Regions from separate parts of the Homo sapiens genome. Here region 1 is linked to region 2. The links are chromatin loops, found by intact Hi-C in ENCODE. Cell type or tissue: breast epithelium. All regions are shown on one strand. Links, peaks and the distances in the headings refer to the core of each region. The heading gives the core; the rest is flanking DNA.

Evidence for each region. A loop is a pair of places that touch in the nucleus more often than their neighbours do. Peaks named below come from ENCODE experiments on the same cell type or tissue, not always from the same donor. Only the 100,000 strongest peaks of a DNase experiment are listed, where the experiment ranks them.
Region 1: it touches region 2 in a loop (6-fold over the local background); 5 of 110 quality-filtered maps call a loop at or near these places.

Annotation. Positions count from the first base shown.
Region 1 is chr11:3,369,288-3,372,196 of GRCh38, reverse strand. ZNF195 (zinc finger protein 195) reads left to right here. Exons shown (of 6, transcript NM_001130520.3): 2 at 494-620; 3 at 1,127-1,222. Among named protein-coding and RNA genes, the nearest start is that of ZNF195, 8.4 kb to the left of the region's middle. In breast epithelium, for the core only: no CTCF peak of the experiment used is centred there; a DNase peak (open chromatin) is centred at 1,514; H3K27ac peaks cover 298 bases.
Region 2 is chr11:3,048,869-3,051,777 of GRCh38, reverse strand. All of the region lies in intron 1 of CARS1 (cysteinyl-tRNA synthetase 1), which reads left to right. Among named protein-coding and RNA genes, the nearest start is that of CARS1, 7.1 kb to the left of the region's middle. RefSeq lists an enhancer at 1,608-1,677. In breast epithelium, for the core only: a CTCF peak has its summit at 1,714; DNase peaks (open chromatin) are centred at 1,238 and 1,787; H3K4me3 peaks cover 1,025 bases; H3K27ac peaks cover 1,249 bases.

The DNA of each region.
Region 1 (2,909 bases), core at 219-2,718, 320 kb before region 2:
GGGATAAACCCAAGCTTGCCACTTACAGGATTTTTGACAAAATATTGTCCTTGGGCCCAAAGGACTGGCATCACTGGTGAGCGCGTTAGAAATTCGGAAACTCAGCCTTGACCTCCGATTTCCTGAAGCAAAATCTGCACACTAGTTTATTGGACACATGAAAATTGGAGAGGCAGCTTCTAACTCACCATGACTTTTCTGCCTGCGAAATATACACAGCTTATTCATGTGACGTAAATGTAGCACTCAAAAATGGACATGCCTTTGTTGATGCCCTTAATGTTATACTTGTTATCAACCAGAAAAGTATTGTATATACACTGCTTATGTGGCTCTCAGGCAATTCTCTTTCCTCAGAGTTAGAGAGTATTCTTCTGCTAAGAATTACCTTATTGTATAATTTCAGTCACTTGTGTAAGTCAGAACCAGTTCTCTTCACTCGCTCATTTCACCTCGAATCAAGTATTTGTTATTGTTGTTGTTTCTTCTTCAGACTCTGTTGACGTTCAGGGATGTGGCCATAGAATTCTCCCTGGAGGAGTGGAAATGCCTGGACCTCGCTCAGCAGAATTTGTACAGGGATGTGATGTTGGAGAACTACAGAAACTTGTTCTCCGTTGGTGAGGATAACTTCAATACGTAGTTCCTCCTATGCCCTAAAGAGTTCCTTTCGTTCCTCTGCGGAATGTTTTTTGGGAGTTTCTGCGTTGCATGAATGAGTTTCAGATCCCTGCTTTTAAGAAAAACATGGGGAATAGTTGATGTAAAAAAAAAAAAAATCTTCAAAATGTGGTTCATCTTGACATAAACCTTCCTTTTTTTTCAGCTGATCTGTATCTTTCACTCTAGTGACAATTCCAGAAATTCAGTGGCATGAAATATTGTTGCCCACAACTTAAAGTCAAATTTCCACCACCAATTTTTTATGTCAGCAGTACTGAGTGGTGAAACTAAGAACCCACAGATTTAAAATACTTACTGAATATTCTAAAGGTGATGTCAGGAAGCATAATTTTGGGATTAATTTTCTAGAATCTTATATAATGTTCACTCTACTAAGCACAGTACAAGGTTGATAATTGGAGAATTTCAGCAAGAGTAATGTCACTTTTTTCTAATAAAACAGGTCTCACTGTCTGTAAGCCAGGCCTGATCACCTGCCTGGAGCAACGAAAAGAGCCCTGGAATGTGAAGAGACAGGAGGCAGCAGACGGACATCCAGGTGGGTGGGAATGAACGAAGCAGGTAACCCAGGTGAGAGGTCCAGAGGTCGAGGAGGAAGCCAGACCTTAAAATGTGGTTTGAGAAGCTCTGCCCTAGTGGAGATGGTTTCTGAGAGCCTGGGTGTCTTTCTCTTGCTGTACCCTAGGAGCGTCTTCTGTCTCATTCTCTCAAATTTTGTATAGACTCTGCTTCCTGTTTAGTGATCTTCCTTTATAAAGGTTACAGTAAAAATCAGAGTCCTCCTCCTGACGAGTAAGGGCCTGTGTGGTCTCATGGCGTGCTCCGCCACTGCTTTTGGGAACATGCCTGTACCTGCCTGTTTTTGAGGAACTCTGTTAAATGTTTTTTGATTTCCTTTGCATCATGTCTGAAGTGTGCGAGAGGCGTGGTGATGGTGATTGGTTCAGAAATCCCAGAAGTCCCGTAAACAGATGTTGTATGCTTTCTGCTTTATGATTTCGTATCCTACAGAGGTTTCAAATGGGAGTCTACAGAAATGTATACTCAGCAGTTTTCTCCGAACACTAGGCATCTGCCCAAATATGAGATAATCTAATGTTATTTTACTTCAACATTTTATTTTATTTTTTTTAGTATGAGCTGAGGTTGGTCATTTAAACTTTATATTCCCTAACTCCCAACTGTAATAGTTATAATATTATCATTTTATAATTTCTTCTTTTTTAGTATGAGGCTTATCAGGACTCTGTCATTCATATGTATGTATGTGTGCATATGTATATATGTGTGTATATATGTGTGTATATATGTGTGTGTATATATCATATATGTGTGTATATATAATATATCAACATATCCTTTTGAAATGATAGGATTTCATTCTTTTTTATGCTGGAGTAATATTCTGTTGTCTATTTAAATCATATTTTCTTTATCCATTCATGTATATATACACACACATATATACAGTGTGTCTATGTGGGCATATGTGTAACAGATTATTTTAGAAATAAAAATTGTGTATATATTGTGTACAATGTAATAATTTGATATGTGTATACGTTGTGAAATAATTAGTGCAATCACTTCAAGGAACAAATCTATCACTTCACGTAATTACCTTTTCTTGTAGTGAGAACAGTTAATGTCTACCGTTGGCAAACTTTAAGCATACAAAAGATTATTAATAGTATTCGTGAAGCTACTCATTAGATTCCCCAAACTTACTCATCTTACAACTGAAAGTTTGTACCTTTTGAACAACAGCTCATTTTCCCCAACTCCAGGCCCTGGCAACTGCCATTGTCCTCTGCTCCTGTGAGTTCAGCCACGACAGATTCCACGTCTGAGGGGGAACGTGCAGTCTCTGTCTTTGGGGCCTGGCTGAGTTTATTTAGCAGGATGTCCTTCAGGGTCATCCACGTGGTTGAATGACAGGATTTCATTCCTTTTTTATGGCTGAGTAATATTCTATTGTCTATTTATATCACATTTTCTTTATCCATTCAGCATCCGCAAACGTTTAGCTTGTCTTTATATCTTGACAATTGTGAATAATGCTGCAGTGAACATGAGGGAGCAGATAATTCTTCAAGATGCTGCTTTTATTCCCTTCAGTTATTATATACACAGAAGTGTGATTGCTGCGTTGCAGGGTAGGTTTATCTTTTTCTAACTTTTAAATAACGCCCCCCCACCCTGGTTTTCATAATGACTCTACCAGT
Region 2 (2,909 bases), core at 264-2,763:
GGAGGGTCAGCATTGGGGAACAGCTTTCGAACTGTGGCCTGATCTGTGAGGGGACAAGGCTCACCTTCCAGCTCTGTCCATCCCTCTGGCAAGTTCTCTAATCTTTAGTGAACTTCATTTTCTTTATCATGAAATGGGACCCCTGCTGGCAGCTGCAGAGCTGTTGGAGGGAAATATCCAGCTAAACTAGAAGTCTCCTGGCTGGAAGTTGCTCTGCAAAAGAGTTTGTAGGAGTCTGATATTTATTTAGAGTTAGTTTTCCAGGACCTCACTTTGGGGTGCTTGGAGCTGCCTCTGTGGGTCTGCCTCCGCCTCCGTCCTCCCTGATCTCATCTCCAGCTGGGAGGAGAGCGCATCTCCATGTAAGCAGCCTCCTTCTTCTCAGAGGGAAGCCCCGGCAGTGTCAGTGCTGACACTGGGCCTGTAACTGTGGGGATGGGGCAGGTGAGAGGCCCTCAAGAGCTCCCGGCACCCCCCAGGCGCCTTCAGTGGGGCCAGAGTCCACCCCTGTCTTTCTCTTTCCTTGGACTGTTGGAAGAGCTGAAGTGAAAAGTGACTTGTTCTTATGTCTCTGGTATCTTTGGGCAGCAGGGCTCCTGCTAAGCAAGCCCCTGGGGGCTCAAAGCAGCAGAGGCTGTGGCCGGTTCCCAGCACTGGTCCTTGTGCAGGTGTCTTTCTGAGAAGGGTGCATGAGGCCCAGTGCCACAGGGGAACGCCAGCCCACCACTGGTGGCATGCACTCTGTGGTGCCATTCTGCTGTCCACTCATCTGTGCCCTAGGCAACTTTAGCTGATATCTGGAATGTCACACGCTCAGTTGTAGATGCTGAAGATCGAGCAGTGAATAAGGTAGATGGAGCGGTGGGGCAGATGGTGAAGGAAAGAAATGCGGGCACGTGTTAGACAGGGGTGCTGCGGAGAGAAAGAGCAGCCAGGCTCAGGGTCTAGAGGCGGGCGCCATATGGACAGGGAGTCCTTGAAGACCTGGTGGGGAAGCCGGCACCTAGCAGAGCTGTGAAGGATTAAGGGGCCTGCTGGTATCTGGGGAGCATGCCCCCTAAAAAAAGAGCAGCAGGTGGAGGGGCCATGTGACTAGGGTATTGTGAGTCAGGTGGGGGCCCATGGCCAGCATGAGGACAGGCTTGTGCTGCTGGCGAGGTGGGTGTTGGGGGCAGTAATGTGAACGTGCGCTTTTCAGCAGGGCCGCTGGAGGCCTGTGGCTGTGAGGGGAGAGCCATGCTGGCTACAGGTGGCGGTGTCTGGCTTGCAGGAATCCAGGTGACAAGGGCTGGCTCTCAAGTCCAAAGCTTCTTTTGAGTTAGAGGCCCCGGATCCTCCCGTGGGTTGGCTATGGGTGCTCCTAAGGATAACTTGTAAAGGGGTGTGATTCCAGTTTTGGCTAGGGAGTGTGCCCAGAGCTTTGCTTCTGGGTGCCTGTGGCTGCTTGGAGTGGGTGGCCATCTTATTGGGGTCAGATGGGACAGTGGCTCCGTGCAGTGGGAAGGAAGCAGGGCAAGTTAGAGGGACGCTGCACTCGTCATCCCACCAGCGAGAGTCATCCCAGGAAGCCATTTTAAGCCCTGCATCCATGTTGAGACTTCAGGAAGGCTCTCCCACAGAGTGCCCACCCCTTTACTGCAGAGAAGAGGTGGCTTCAGGACATCTTCTCCGGCAGCCACGGAGGCTGGGCCTTGGGGCATCACGTGGCTCCGTAGGCTCCCTGGCGGGTGAAGAGCTCGGCCCAGTGGGGCATTCTTGCTGCTGCAGCTGTGCACTCCATTCTGACTCATCTTTGCTGACACCACAGCGTTCCGGGAAGTGCCAGTTATTGGCCTGACACGAAGGGCTTTCCCCACACTAAGCAAAGCAGAGAAAGGCATTCGTGTGCAGTTACCCCCGCAACACACTCTGCTCTCTGTTTTCAGAAGCTGTGTGGGCTTGGTTGGGGTGACTCTGGCTCTGTGCCAGGAGTAAACACGGAGATGGGGGACAAAAGGGAATGGGAGAAGGCAGAGAGGGGGACTGTGATGTGCAGGGCATCCACGCCCCATGGCTGTGATGTCGGGCAGCCTGTGCCCAGGAAGGGCAGCTGGCACAGCAAGGGGTGGCCAGACATGTGCATTCCTACCCTGAGTGAACTCTGGGGTGAGAGGGTATCTGTCTGGAAGGAGCAAGCATCGGTCCTTTTCCCACAGTCCTCTCAGCAAACACAATCACTGGTTCAAGGTTTGGATGCACCTGTGCTCATGGGCTCAGGGACCAGACTCCCTCCTCTGGCCAGAAGCCTGGCACCATCTGCCTGGTCTGCCCCCACTTTAGGGACGTGGGCTGTGGACACAGCACCTGGTCCACAACTCCCGTGTCAGAGGTAATTGCAGGGAGATATTCCTTAGAATGGTGAGACAGATTTTATTCCCTAATTCCTGACAGTAGGGGAAGGAGCTGCGTTCCCTGCCAGTTCAGCAGAGGTGACTTTTGGATTTAAAGGGAGTATGATTAGCTGGGCCTGGTGGCATGTGCCTGTAGTCCCAGCTACTCAGGAGGCTTAGGCTGGAGGGTCACTTGAGCCCAGCATTTTGAGGCTGTGATGAGCCTTGATTGCACCACTGCACTCCAGCCTGGGCAGTAGAGTCAGACGCTGTCTCTAAAAAATAAAAATAAATAAATAAATAAATAAATAAAAATAAAAAAGGGAGAATGGAGGAGGAGAAGGAGGGTGAGCAGGGGCTCAAATGAAAAAAGCCATGGAGCTGGTCAGCGTGCATGTGTCAAGGCGGCCTTGTCTACAGCTGGCAGTGGTGAAAGTTAGGGTTCTGCTCCTCCTCCCAATGGTGACATGCGGAACAGTGGCTCTTGGGTCCTTGAGTGACACACCTGAGTGGTGGAGGTGCACGCTTACTGCTTTGAAG